Regions from separate parts of the Mus musculus genome. Here region 2 is linked to region 1. The links are chromatin contacts, found by Hi-C or POLR2A ChIA-PET in ENCODE. All regions are on one chromosome and are shown on one strand. Each heading gives the region's core, a stretch centred on a gene start or an enhancer-like site at or near the end of the contact. The rest is flanking DNA. Distances are from core to core; before and after follow the strand shown.

The links. Hi-C counts contacts between places; a loop is a spot of excess contacts on that map. ChIA-PET counts read pairs that join two places held with the same protein, here RNA polymerase II (POLR2A).
Region 2: POLR2A ChIA-PET joins it to region 1 with 15 read pairs in Patski. The contact joins the enhancer-like site here to the promoter of Cald1 in region 1. A Hi-C loop is called at or near these places in 2 of 37 maps with a recorded cell type or tissue (gastrocnemius and heart). POLR2A ChIA-PET finds 5 or more read pairs at or near these places in 1 of 5 experiments (Patski).

Annotation. Positions count from the first base shown.
Region 1 is chr6:34,596,090-34,603,208 of GRCm38, reverse strand. It overlaps Cald1 (caldesmon 1), which reads right to left and starts at 4,705. Exons shown (of 14, transcript NM_001347100.1): 1 at 4,544-4,705.
Region 2 is chr6:34,656,668-34,663,786 of GRCm38, reverse strand. Cald1 (caldesmon 1) reads right to left here. Exons shown (of 14, transcript NM_001347100.1): 2 at 1,571-1,659. Among named protein-coding and RNA genes, the nearest start is that of Gm13861, 6.3 kb to the right of the region's middle. Within about 2 kb of position 2,951, at least 1 of the 3 ENCODE cell types and tissues checked has a DNase peak (open chromatin) inside an H3K27ac peak, as active enhancers do; it is heart, where a contact is called at or near this core.

The sequences.
Region 1 (7,119 bases), core at 3,456-5,955:
GCCCCAGGAGACAAGATGTAAACAGTAACAAGCAACGGTCATTGTGGCATACGTGTGAAAAAAAAACACATACAAACATGCATGAAGATGAGCACTTAGGAAGAACACCCAATTTGCAAAGTCCAACTGTTCTTCACTGCTGCTTAGCGACCCTTTCATTAATCCTCTATCTTCTCTTGGGTACTTGCAAACAGCCATTTCTGAATTTTTCTAACCCCAGTAAACTTCCTATTGAAAACGACTTCTTCCCTGGATACGGGTCTCCTGTCGCCTTTTCCTTGGAATGGGAACACACTCTTCCTACATATCCCTACGCTCAGAGCCATTTTCTTACACCAGGTCTGAAAAACAAGAGGCACTCCTGAGCTGGGTATAGAGGTCCATATCTGTAACCCCAGTACTCATTTGGGAAGCTGAGGCAGGAGGTTTGTGAGTTTCTAAGCAGACTAGATGAGCTAGCACAAAACGCTATCTGAAGTTATCTCTCTGTCTCTCTCTGTCTCTCTGTCTCTCTCTGTCTCTCTCTGTCTCTCTCTCTCTGTCTCTCTGTCTCTGTCTCTCTCTCTCTCTCTCTCTCTCTCTCTCTCTCTCTCTCTCTCTCTCTCTCTCTCTCCCCGTTTGAAGACAACTGGCTGTGCCCTCTTCTGCTTGACACTCGATGCTGTCTGGTTCTCATCCTACAGCTGAGCTCCTGGTGACTTCCAACTCAGGGAATTTAAGAAAGCTCCACGTCTGCTTAGGAGATGGAGGAGCTGAACATGTAAGGCATAAGGGTGGCACTGGGCTTTCGTTAAAATTGAGAATACTAAACAATGAGGCCAGCAGAGGAGAGAGGCACAGCTCCTGGAGAAATCTGGTCTCAATAAGGGCAGAAACCCCAACCAGGTGCAGCTGGTTACCTCATCCTGCCTACAAGGCCCAGGCATGACAGGCTGGGATTAATTCCATCCTTTTGGCTAGAGGCAAAGAAGCCACCTCATTTGCTAAGGCCTGTCTGTTGTCAGCACTTTGTCACTGGTCTGTCCACCTGGCTTCTTACATTCCCTGGTTCCTGGATACTGCTCTGCTCCACAGATAGCCTACCCTGTTCTGCCTTCTGCTATCTGTCTCCTCCCTAGTCTCTGATCTACAAAGCCGAATTTCAGATGGCCTTGGGGGTAGACCAGTTTCTTAAGGTTCTAGGATCAAGGTCCTAGAAAGTACTGTGTAAGATGTCTTAAATAGGAGGAAAGAGGAGAGATCTTCAGGGAAGACAAGAAATGATGGTGACCACCACCCAGAGTTAGCATAACAGTCATAAGATTCAAACTGAAAGCAGTTTAGGCTCTATGGGCCTACTGGGAGAAGAGACAAAACCTAAACCTGTCATCTCGTTTAGACATCTTAACCACTGTGAGATGGAAGCGAGGCGTGCTGATTGCCATGCTAGGAGAGGCCAAAGAGTTGATAGCATCCTTAAAGGTCAGGGTTATTTAAGCAAAGGAGACAAAACTAGAATCAAGCTCTCACTTTGGAGCTCATGAGTTAAGCCTCAACTAAGAGTATCTCTTTAAACTGAGCGGCTCCCCCAGCCTCCAAGCATCTAGATGGGCTTGACAGATGAAGGGCTTTCTTTTTTCTTTTTCTTTTTCTTTTTCTTTTTCTTTTTCTTTTTCTTTTTCTTTTTTTCTTTTTCTTTTTCTCTTTTCTTTTCTTTTCTTTCTTTTCTTTTTTTTTTTTTTTTTTTTTTTTTTTTTCAAGACAGGGTTTCTTTGTGTATCCCTGGCTGTCCTGGAACTCACTTTGTAGACCAGGCTGGCCTCAAACTCAGAAATCTGTCTGCCTCTGCCTCCCAAGTGCTGGGATTACAGGCAGTGTGCTACCACGTCCCAGCAGGACTTTCTGTTAAGAAGCTAATGGTGCTATTTTGGGGCTCTGAGAGATTTACCCAGAAAACGCCTCCTTAAAGTTTGAAGATCCTTTTGGCAGCATCTCCCTAACCTCCTTCCCAGGCCTACCATGTCATTTGCATTCCGAATTGTCAGCATTTCGAGCCTCCCCCCTCCCCCCCATCCCCAACCATGGCCTCACCCCACCACATTTCCAAGCCATGTGACAGACACCAGGCAGATGGGGAGCTGGCAAAACCCTTCTCACGTTCATCTCTAAGTCACTTCTCATCTCACTGAAGAGTGACTAACCAGTAATCAACTACCATGAATGACAAGTGGACAGGACTGTGTGAGTTTTCAAGAAAAGGCTTACACCCAAGCTAGACTCTGGAACCACTCTATGGCACGCCTCTAAACCAACCTATTCTACATGCAGAGAACAGACAAGGCTTGGGACTAGTGAGGAGCCAAGGAGAATGGGAATAGTCCCAATTGTCAGGAAATCCATTCAGGTGTCTCCTTTAAGCCCTTGACTATGAAATCACAACCTGTCTCTTCATCTTCTCTCTCTCTCTCTCTCTCTCTCTCTCTCTCTCTCTCTCTCTCTCTCTGAGGTGTAAAAATAAATCACATGCCTAATGCAATCTTCAATTTGGATGCTTTAAACTGCACATTCTGTTGCCTTTCAAAAATGCTAACAACCCCACACTTAGCCTGTAAACTGGTTAAGTACATACATTCTTCACGTGTTCTAAGATCTATTCTTTTCTGCAATTCTTTTTTCACCCAGAGCTTCTCCTATGTTTTTCATTAGATGGTTTTAATGGAATCAAAGTTCCCAGGCTGTGGCTTCACAGAGCTCAACTTACCTCCCTATTAGGGGAAAGCTCTCCCAGATTGTTCTTCACCGGGAGAAAGTAGCATCAAGAACTGCCTGACAGTCACCATGAACTGAAGCCCCTCACTCTGTGTTAGGAGAACACACTCGGTATTATTCCAGAAAATGTTATTTTGTAGTGATTGGGGGTGGGGAGCATGTGAGGGGGATGGGAGAAACTGGTCATAGAGAAAATGAACTTTCAGCCACTCCAGGATGTTGGCTTCAAAGTGGAATTTATCCTCAAATCCAAGATTATAGATTTCCTTCCAAACTGCATTCCCTTCGTGGTTTAGAGAATACTTGAGAAAGAAATTGCTTTCCATGTTTTCATTGACATTAACCCCACCACCACCACCACCCCCCCGTACAAAGTTTGGAACTTGATGTCTTTGGAGGAGGGACAGTAGTCGAGCAGAGCAAACGATTGCCTGCAGCCTTCCCCTCACACTTACACACTTCCTCAGAGACATTCCAGGGAAAGAAACTCACAGGGCAGTCTGTTCTCACGTGTCACTTCTCAAGAAATCCCCACCCTTCTAAACACAAGGATTCCTTAGCAAGTCCCAACCTCAAGGCATCGCAGTCTATGGCAAACATAAATGGAAGCAGCCACCTGGGAACGCTAGAGCTTACTATGAGTATTATTATTTAACTGCTCAGACTTACTCTTCTTCTGCAGGGCACCTTGTCTTCAGTAAGTTCTAGTTCTCGTGTCTGGTTTTGCCTAACACTAAGGGACTGTGCTGCTTCCATTTACAGCCCCACGCGCAGAGCCTCGTTGCCAGCAGGGATCTGGGAATACCAAGCTCTTTGCTCTCTGTTTCTGACCATGGATTGCCATGGCACTGAAATTCCCCCACCCTTTACAATCGGCTCTTTCTAAAAGGAATTACCGACTACTACCAACTTGCGCTACTGACTGAGATGCCCAAATACGTCTGTTTGGAAATAAGAGCTCCTTTCCTTCCTTTCTGGAACGTTCCTCCAGCTCCTATCTTTTCAGACCCTCGGGGGGCATACTTTCCAACAGAAATGAAGATTTCTCAAGAAATATTTTGGTAGGCAGTTACCCATGATTTCTACACACACGCCCACTCATGCACACATTCTCTTGCTGCTCCGGTTTATAGAAAACAAACAGGGCAGGCATCTTCTATTTCAGCAAATAACAGATGAGCGGCACTCGCTGAGTTGGTGCTAGTGGTAGAACTCTGACCTTATTTCTTTACATCTCTGAAATCCCACTTCTAAAATCCTGGTAGCAGAGTAAGAGGAACCCATTACTTAGCTTAAAATTAGCTTAAAACAAAAACCCAAACCCACAACAAAACAAAACAAACATTCTTTGTCTTAACAACGTAAAAAGCCGTTGATGTTATTTTTTTAATTAAAACCTGAATCCTCTTTAAATGTCTGCTGACCAAAGATGGGAAAGAAACTGCTAAAGGGACAGAATCCTCTCACAGCTGCTGGCCTGAGGATTCCGGGTACAGACCACATCCCCCTTGGAACAAAAGCGCATCCTGGGCAAACGCGCTGGTGCTCCCTGATCCTGTCACCAGGAGATGACACCGTTTGTGCCATCTCTATAAACAAAACTTGAAGTTTCATCACATTGACCTTCTGGGAACAGGTCAGGAAGTCCAGGCGCTGGCTTTGAGAATTTACGTGGTCTGTTGCCTGCCTTGAAAGATTTTGCATATCCAGCAGCCTTAGCCAGGAATGTTGCCTGAAACCTGTAGAGCAGCCCCAGCTTCCCTGAAGGCGGAGAAAGAAAGACTTTGTCTCTTACCTCTAGGGCAGCAACTTCTTCCCAAGGAGGGATGTCCTGCTGTCTGAAAGCAGGGATTCCTTTAAGCAACCCAGCAAGAGAGCAAGCAGGCAGGCAGGCAGGCAGGCAGCCTAATGCACACTGCTCTATTCAATAAAACTGCAGACCGCCCTTCCTTGGCCCCTCCCAGAAGTCCATGCTAAGTGAACACATACCCCCTATGTTTACAGTCAGCAGGCGGTGGTATGCATTGTCCTGTAGTTTTTCTAATAGGCAGCCAATGACGACACCCTAGCCAAGGTGATGCTGTCTGCCCGTGCAGATGCCTGTCATTCCCTAGGCATGCTCAGGATATCACTCATCAGAAAAACCAAGTCCTAAAAAGCTTGAAACCGTGAGCAGGCTGCCAAAACCAGCCGGCTCCATGCCCTTTTTTGGTTATCCTAAGCAGGGCCTCCTGGAAGCAGATCCATTGTCAGGAACAATCATAAGAAACGTTAATCTTGGAGAAAGAGGCTGTCTTGTAGAACACAAATAGAGCTTTAAAAAGAAAGTACAGTCCACGAGACAATAAGTGGACAGTTAGACACACTTACAGGGGTGAGGCTGGGGGTGGGAGGAGACATTTTAGTCGAAGAAGCCGTAATAGTGTATTTCTTTGCAAAGCAGTTTCATTATAAAAATAAATTTACATTATTATACGAGTTAAAAATCTGAAGTGGATAAGAAGCAGGGCGGCTGGCTGCACAGGCTAAGTTCTAGCCTAGAATATGTCTATGTGTGTTATGGGAACAACTGACAAAAAGTATAAATAAAATGTATCAGTCTTTTTAGTACATAATGTTGGCCAGGAAAAAAAAAAAAGGTGAGGCCAGAAGCTAGCAGATAGAGTCCTAGGCTTAAGAGAGAGCTTTATTGGCATTTCCTACCAACACCCATCTTCCTTTCTTTCTTCTGTCTTGGCAACAAGGAGATTGTACTAGAAATGTGTAAAAACAAATGTGCAGAGAAGGACATAGAGAGATCCAGGACCTGCTTTGGGGCAGGTATAGATAGACACATATGCTCTCACAGGTGACACAGATGTCCTAGAACATTCTAGAAAGCCAGTGATAGGGGAGCCCTGAAAGATGCTGAGTTACAATGCAGGTCACTGGCCCACACATGCATCCAATTGTGGTCTTGTAGTCTTTGGAACTCATTCAGTCGGTACTTAGCTTTTAAAAAAAATGGAATACTTACTGTTTGTCAGACCTGGGGCTTAGCACGAAATCCATGTTTCATTACTGATACTGTCTCATCACCGACCAAGAAGTTTTAAATATTTCCCCTGGCTAATTACAAGTCCAGAAGCTTAATCAACACATGCAGTCTGACTGAAAAAGCCTTTCTCTATTAATGATGATCTGACAAAGAAGCTGTCTCTATTCAGGAAACAGCCCCCGCCCTTTGTGCTTCCTTGAGAATGCTTGGGAAGCAGTCGGTCCACATGGGTGAGTTTCTTCTCCAGCCCCCAGTTATTAACCAGTCACCCAGAAGTGTCTACATGGACCCCCTACACTTCTTAGGGAGGTAACTTACCTCCTCTGTGTTTCTTGCTTTCTTCTACTAAACAGCTCTAAAAAAAAGTTACAGCAAAGACTACAGGGTCCAGGGAGAGTTGGACTTAAAGCATCCTTGAACCAGAACTGAGAGAGTACTTTCCCAGACACACAAGATAAATAACTTGTTGGTGGGAACCACACTGTTAATGTTGCATTTCAAGTTCACTGTAGCTCAACCAGGTGAGCACAGCCATGTTCAAAATTGTTCTTTTGGGAAACCTCTTTCTGATCCCAGATAAATGATTTGAAAATAAACTTTTTGGATCATAGCCAGTTTGGCAGCTGGGGAAACCCTGTATCTGGCTGGACAGGTTGAAAGACAGAGTCAAGCTTCTTAGTCTGGCAAAAGACTGAACTTGAAGACAATAGCAGACAGACATGAGTTTCTGCAAACATCTCAATCATATCGATACGACCTCTGCCCAGGGATTTTTCTGGGTGCATGAACTCAAGGCTGGATTAGGGAGGGCTGTGTGAAAGGGCTATTATCCACAACTGGGGCAGAAGGCAGCCTGAGCAACATACTCTCCACTTACACCAGGGATGCCTCTTGAGTGACCGGCAGCAGGGCGACATTTTGTAGTCCATGAGGATTATATTTTGTTGTTGTCTTTATGGTTTTCTTTTTAAGGACCAGCTTTCCAGAGGAAAGAGAAGTTGTGCTATGACAGGGGGAAATACTATCAACAGGAAACATGGAAGGGATGAACGAGCTGTGTGGTTTATAGAAGATAAATAGCCGAATGTTTTGGGTTATGCCTTTTGGGGGAAAGAAGTAGGCTTCTCTAGATAAATTCTAGACATTTCATATATGCAGTATAGCACATGGAGAGCCATGAAGCTCACTTTACATATCTGTAGTAGAACTGCTGTAGACGAACTATAGATTCAACACATGTTATATAAATACATCACGATAGAGAAAACAATCTTTCTTTGTCATTAAAAGAAAACAGAAATGTTAAAAAGAAAAGTGATGAAGAAACATGTTTA
Region 2 (7,119 bases), core at 1,702-4,201, 62 kb before region 1:
CAGGAAAAGTGGTCTTTTCCCTCAAGTCTGTTAGGTGCCTGAACTTAATGAAACACAGTTGGGAGGCACCTCTGCTGGCCACGGGCCACCATTCACTGGATTTTCCCAGTGCAGCTTTTTTTTTTCTTCCAATTTTCTTATTTTATAGAAGTAGAAATTGTATAAGTTCCAGAATCAAGTGTCAGTGGCATTTTGGGAACAGGTCCACAACAATGGGTACCTCCTTCTCGGCTACTTTAGGACCATAAGGAGAGAAGGATGGGAGTGAGTACTTTAAGAGAGCTGGCGTTGCAAAGGGTGGGGGTATACAGAGAAGGAGTTTGTAGAGTCACACAGTCCAAATACACACAGACACAAACATAGAAATACAGACACACACACACACACACACACACACACACACACACACACACACACACACACCCCTACCCCAAGAGAGGTTTTGCTAAAAGAGAACCAAGGATATGAAGAAGAGAAAGGACCCAGGGTGAATAAGGTACAGCTGAAAGAATCCTGAGACAGTAATTGTCTGAATGGTGCTAAATTTCTGAAAACAAACAAGCAAACAAGCAAACCGAAAGTCAAGAACCAAATCAAACCAAAAACCCTTCTTTGAATTAAGGCACCGCCCCCCCCCTCCATTTCCTTTGTTTTCCACACCCTATCTTAGAAAAGCCCTTCTGTGCTCCTCGAGTGGCTGCTTCTACTGGTAGACTTGTGGTGGTTTAAATAAGAAATGCCCTATAGTCACATAGTCACTGGTGATGTTGTTTGGGAGGCTATAGAACTTTTAGGATGTGGAACCTTGCTGCTGGAGGGCGTCTTTGAAGGGTTGCATATCAACCCCATTTCAGGCTCACCTCCCAGTTTGTTACCCTTGAAATGTGATCTCTCTGCTTCCTGTTCCTGCTGCCTGCTGCTACGTTTCCCTGTCATGATGGACTCTGACCTCTCCCGAACTGTGAGCTAAAATAAACACTTTTATCTACTCATTGCTTTTGACCTTGGTTTATTACAGCAACAGAAGAGTGAGCGAGCCACTTGTTTGAAAGGGTAGGTGATCCATTACTCCTGAAATCGCTAGCCTTTTCCCAACGATGAGCTTAGGTGAGGCAGAGGCATCCTCTTTAGTCCCTTAAGACTACAGTATCAGTCATAGTTAGTGAACAGTTCATGTGTCTTAAGAAATCACACATGAAGTTATACACGGTGGCTTACACCTTTAATCCCAGCACTTGAGAGTAGAGGCGGGCAGATCTCTGTGAGCTAAAGGTTAGCCTGGTCTACAAAGTGAGTTCCAGGCTAGCCAGGGCTTGTATCAGGAACAAGCAAACAAATTACATGTATAAGAAAGAGAAATAACAGAAAGTCAGATTATAAACCAGGAAAGTATTCCTCAAAACCTTGATAAAGTCGATCAGATTCACTGAGTGCTAACTAAACAAGAAGAGGAGTAGCAAGCAGGGCTGGGGTTTTTATGAGATAACTTTAAATGCAAGAATTCAGCAAATCAGGCAGAGAGGTTATATAAGTACTATAAGCAGAGCCCAAAGCAACAAACTCTACTTACACAGAAGCAGTCAGGTGTCTACTTCTGAACCTTTGACTGTCCACCCCCGTGGGTTGGATTTGATGATCTTGAAATCTGTTATTGACTATCTGGAAGAAAATGGAAGATTGAATAATTAAGTATAATTACCTATAGTCAATGTAGAGTATTCATTCATTCTTGTATATTTATTTATTATTTATTCTCTGAGTGTGTGCCACAGTGTAGAGTGGAGGTCAGAGGGCACTTGTAGTCATCCCCTTCTACTGTGCAGGTTCTGGGGACTGAACATGAGACCTCAGGCTTGGAGGCAAGTGAGCTACCCACTGAGCCATCCCCCCAACTCTAGAATGCACATTTCAGATATCGATTCTCCCTCAGGTACCATCATTAGTCGAGTGCTGAAGGAAGAACATAGGCCTGGTTTAGAAATAGCTATTGTGCATGGGGAGATGGCTCAGCAGGTAAAGGTGCTTGCTGAATACAAGCTAGACCACCTGAGTTCAGGTCTCCAGAATCCACATAAAGGTAGAGACAGTATCCCAAAGTCTGTAAGCCCAGGGGCATGTGAGTTGGAGTCAGGAGAATCTCCACGAACTGCCTGTCCAGCTTGCCTGCTGAACCCTGGTCAAAGATGGTGGAAAGGTGGGACTTGACAGGAAGGTTGTCCACCAACTTCCACAGTGTACCACATACATAAGAATAAGCCCCCACATGTATGTATGTATGTATGTATGTATGTATGTATGTATGTATGTATGTATATGGGGGGATTATCATACATTTTCATTTTGAAGAAAGTAAATGTCATGTTATCCTAAATGTAAAGGCAGAGAAGGATGTGTGGCCATACACCTACTCTGACAGGACCGACATTTATTTGCCTACTTTCTTTTTCTCTGTTCCTAATATATTCAGCATTCTTACTTTTTGAAAAAGGGAGTGAGTAAAAGGAAACTAGGGAAAGAAGTATGCTAAATGTAGGTGGAAAATCCTTTTTTGTCCTAGTGTCCTTGTGTGCGTGCGTGCATGCGTGTGCACTGTCCTGAGAGTGAGACAGAAAAACAAAGCAAATAACAAAAGAACTGGGAGAGAAGCCTTTCCCTTTGTGCTCGGGTTGCAGGTCTGCAGATGAGAAATGAGTGGATTTTCTACTCTGTTTCAAGGCAATCCCTGTCCGTGGGAACCATCCCTCACCTTATCACTTCTAGCCAGAGCCGACCGTGCAGTGCCAAGCACAGACATTCTGGCTGACCCTGCTCTGAAACCCTTGCCAAGCTCTCTGCAGACCAAGCTGAGTCTAGACCAGACGTACTTAAGGAAGGAAAAGACTGAGGTAAAGGAAGGGAGGGAGGGAGCTAGACACATGGCGAATGAGCCTGTCGTCCTTCCCCAGTCCCTAGCAAGCTGGTGGCAAACAGCCAGGCGCTATTTATTGCTCCTTTGAATTAAGCATCTACCCAGGCATGGGGAGAAATGGGTTATACACGAAAACTTTCACTATGGGAGAACCAGGGTGTAATGACAGGAAAGGAGAGATTGTCTCCTTGTCATCAGACTCAAAATATTTCCAAATGGATACCACGAAAGGGTTTCAGGTAATGTCTTGCTGCAACAAGGAGCCATTGGAAAGGTTAAATTAGGGAACTTAATAAAATTGGCTGATACTTTATCCAGCATGAAGTACCAGTTGAAGAATTAATTTAACATGTTACCTTCCACTGCTGAATTAGGACCCGGAATGTCAACATTATTATTTCTAGCAAATAATACTTGATCCATAATATCCTTTGTACTCATTATATGAAAGTAACAGTAATAGTTATTATTTATTAAGAATTGTGTTAGCACATCACACACTTGTACTTTATTTGATCACTATAAAAACCTTGTAGGATAAGGATTTAAAAGTTCGCTGTGTTTAAGTGGTAAGTTAAGGCCACCAAGCCTAATGACTCCTTGTCACTTCCAGTTAGGAAGTAGTGAAGCCAGTACTCAAACCAGAGGTTGACAAAGCAGGATAGGTTTGTCTGAAGCCACAGTCTGCTTACTTATTGAGTGAGTACTCTGCTCCAGGACTAGGAATGTGATGATGAACAGAGAGTCTATTTTCATGGAGCTTACATGCTGCTCAACTAAAGCCAATGCATACTTTTGATTAAGTAAACTAAACAACAGGATGTTATAGAGGCTACTGGAGTAGGTAGGGTTAGTAGTCTAGTTTGATCATGTCAGTTCTCCCCAAAGTCCATACACTGGAAACCTAATCCCCAAATTCACATGGAATTTGGAATGGAGTTTTGGGAGCCTAATAATCAAGAATAGACCAGGTCACCATGGTAGGGCCATCATGATGGAATCAGTGGCTTTCTGAGAAAGAGAGACCAGAACACTTGGTATCACACACAACATAAAGGATCTAGAAGCCCTCACCTTGGTATTGACTTTTCCAGCCTTAGAAACTGTGAGAAGCCAAGTGCTGTGTGTGTGTGTGTGTGTGTGTGTGTGTGTGTGTGTGTGTGTGTGTGTGTGTGTGTGATTTTGATGGTCTTTCTACACAGCCCTGGCTGACCTGGACTCATTATATAGACCAGGCTGGCCTCAAATTCAGAGATTCACCTGCTTCTGAACTCCTGAGTGCTGGGACTGAAGCATGGGCCACCACACCCAGCTCAATTTCTTTTCTTTACAAATTACCCAACCTGCATCATTCTATTAGCAGCAGAAAATGTACTGAGACCGATGGGGGAGGATGGTCTTTAATGAAGAGTAGATGGCTAGACTGAAGGTACAGCTCATGGAAGAAGACCCCTGCATAGAACTCTGAGAACAATGTTCCAATAGCAAATACTGGTGTGGACTTTTGTATGCTTGTGATTCTGAAACTCATCCACACTGCTCTGTCCCCACGGGATTTGGGGGTGGTCACTCAGAAGGTGTTTTCAGAAGTGCTATCTTTGCTAGGAGACATGAGGGTCTAGGTAGATGCTAGAAGAGGCCAGAAGAACACCAGATACTTTGTGTTGTGGATAAGGTTGAGAGGCACTTCTACACACTTGGGAACATGAAGAGTGTTTCGTGTGGTCTTACATGTGTTCCATTCAGTCTTTTGTGGTGGATGATAAGACAGAACATTTATCTAATGACCTGCAGAGCAGGGAAAGCTACAGGACGTGATGCTCACAATGGGAAAGGAACGGGAAGCAACTCTTCCAGCCTCGGTTGGCAGGGAATCAGGTACCCATGGAGATGGATATTAAAATAAAATATTTAAAAATAGATCTGTGGAGTTTATTCAAAAATGAGTCAGTGGTAAATAAAACATTAGTACTTGTCTCTGCCTCGCTTGTGTAGTTTAGTATGGAAGTTGGAAGTCTGTTAGAATGGAGGGAATGGACAATTTTAGGGCATTTACATAAACACCAATGAGCAGACAGATCTTGAATGAGTTGCTTAACTATCCTGGTCTCTCGGTTCCTCAGCCCAATATAAAGCACTTGAAGAATAGTTTTTTAAGATATCTTCAACTCATCTGGTTTATATATAGTTATTTGATCTTTTAAGGGAATAAGGGAAAGAGATGTGTTATGAATCCTAACACATGTGGAAGACCTTGTAACTGTGAAAAAAAAGGCCAGTTCACTCTCCTTCCAGGACCACCCAGTACTATCCCATCCCTAACACTTCTAAGAGATGAGTATATTAGAAATAATAACATATTGCATAGTAGTGTCTAGAGCTTACTGAGTGTCTGCTATGTCCAAGGGACTTGGCATGTGTTACCTTGTTCAGTGTTCACCATCTTAAAGTAAAGAAACAGATTCAGGATCATTGCTGCATAGTTAATAATGATAGAGTTGAAATGTAAGCCATAATAGTCTTACTCCAAAGATCTCTCCCTGACTAAACACCGGGAGTTATCATAGTTGCTAAGGCTTTTCTAGAACCAGTTACAAAACCTGATATGAAGCAGGCTTTTGATGAGCTTGTTGAGTGTGTATAGACCAACTGAGGTACCTGCCTAGAGGAGACTAGCTTGGGACAGCCCAATGTTATGATTGGAGACAGCTGAAAAACTTGACTAAAATATAAGATCTCTCCTGAGGCATCAGAAAGCTGCTGCAATAGCCGGAAGCTCAGGGGTCACCATCCCAGAGAGAAGGAAAGCGGTAGAGCTCCCATTACCCCCAAATCCAGTGCTTTCTACCAAGACAGCCACTGTTCTCAAACAAGATGGCATAAGAGGACTGCAAAACCCCACAAGGCAAGGCAGCACATGCTTGTAATCTTAGCAGTGGGGAGCTGAGGCCAGCCTGAGCTACAGTATTGAGCTCAAGGTCACTTTGGCCTATGTTGCAAGAGCTTGTCTCATAACAAAATAGAACACAAAGGAAACACAAAGAGCACACTTCTCTTGTGTTGTCCCACAGAGGTGCACAGCAAACGCTTAGAGTTTACAAGGAGAGTTTGATCTTGGGGCTCTTGTAGATCTTATTTGTGGTAGTTATTAGCTACTACAAAAAGTTCAGAACTCAACTAAAAAGAATCCACTTTACTGTATGTCTATTATACTTTGAGAGAACAAATGAACAACAACAACAACCACAAAAAAAGGATGGGAAGGAAAGGAGGAGAAAGGAGAGGGGAGGAGGAAGGGGAAGAGGAAGAGGAAGGGGAGGAGGAAAAGGAAAGGGAGGAGGATGAAGAGGAAGAGTGGAAAGGAGAAGAGGAGGAAGGCAAGGAAAAGGAATGAGAGAAGGAGGAAGAAGAGGAGGAAGAAGGAGAAAACAAGGAGGAAGGGGGAGAGGAAGAAGAAGAGGAGGTAGAGGAGGAGAAGGAGGGGAAAGGAGAGGAGGAGAGAGGAGAGGAAAAGGAATGAGAGAAGGAGGGAAAAAAGGAAGAAGAAGGAGGGTGGCCATCACCACTTCTTGGGGATGCTATCTTTCTTCCAGTCGGTGATTTTTGTTTTGACTCTTGGTCTGAAACAGGTGGATGTAGGAGTATTCATTTATTTATATCTGGGCCCTCAGTTTTATTCCACTGGGTAACATGTCTTTTTAAATGTCAGTGCCATGCTGGTTTAGTACTAGAGCTCTAGAGTGTAACTTGAACTAAGTCCTAATGATTTACTGCTATGCCCATAGATTAGCATATTGCTGAATTCTCAGCAATGGTGTTAACCCAGACACTGACCACTGGTCAGCATGCAGAGAATGAGGACCTTCTCAGTGCTTGGCTCTAACTGGGGCATCTATATCACACCTCCTCCTTCTAAAGCTTGGGGATTGTTGTGGGAAGAGGAGGGTGGAAAGACTGTAAGAGCCAGAAGCTGTGAGGTTATAAGGAAACTGTATTACAGGATACAGCAGGACAGTTACATGTACAAACTCAGTAGCTGCGCACAAGACCCGTGCACAAGATCAAGCCAGGCAACATCCCAGCATGGAGCAGTGAAGGCTATCAACACCTACATCTAGCCTAGGAGCTACTAGCAATTGCTGGCTGCTGAGAGAGGGAGTTTTTCCCTTAGAACAGTGGTTCTTAATCTTCCTTTTAATACAGTTTTGTCA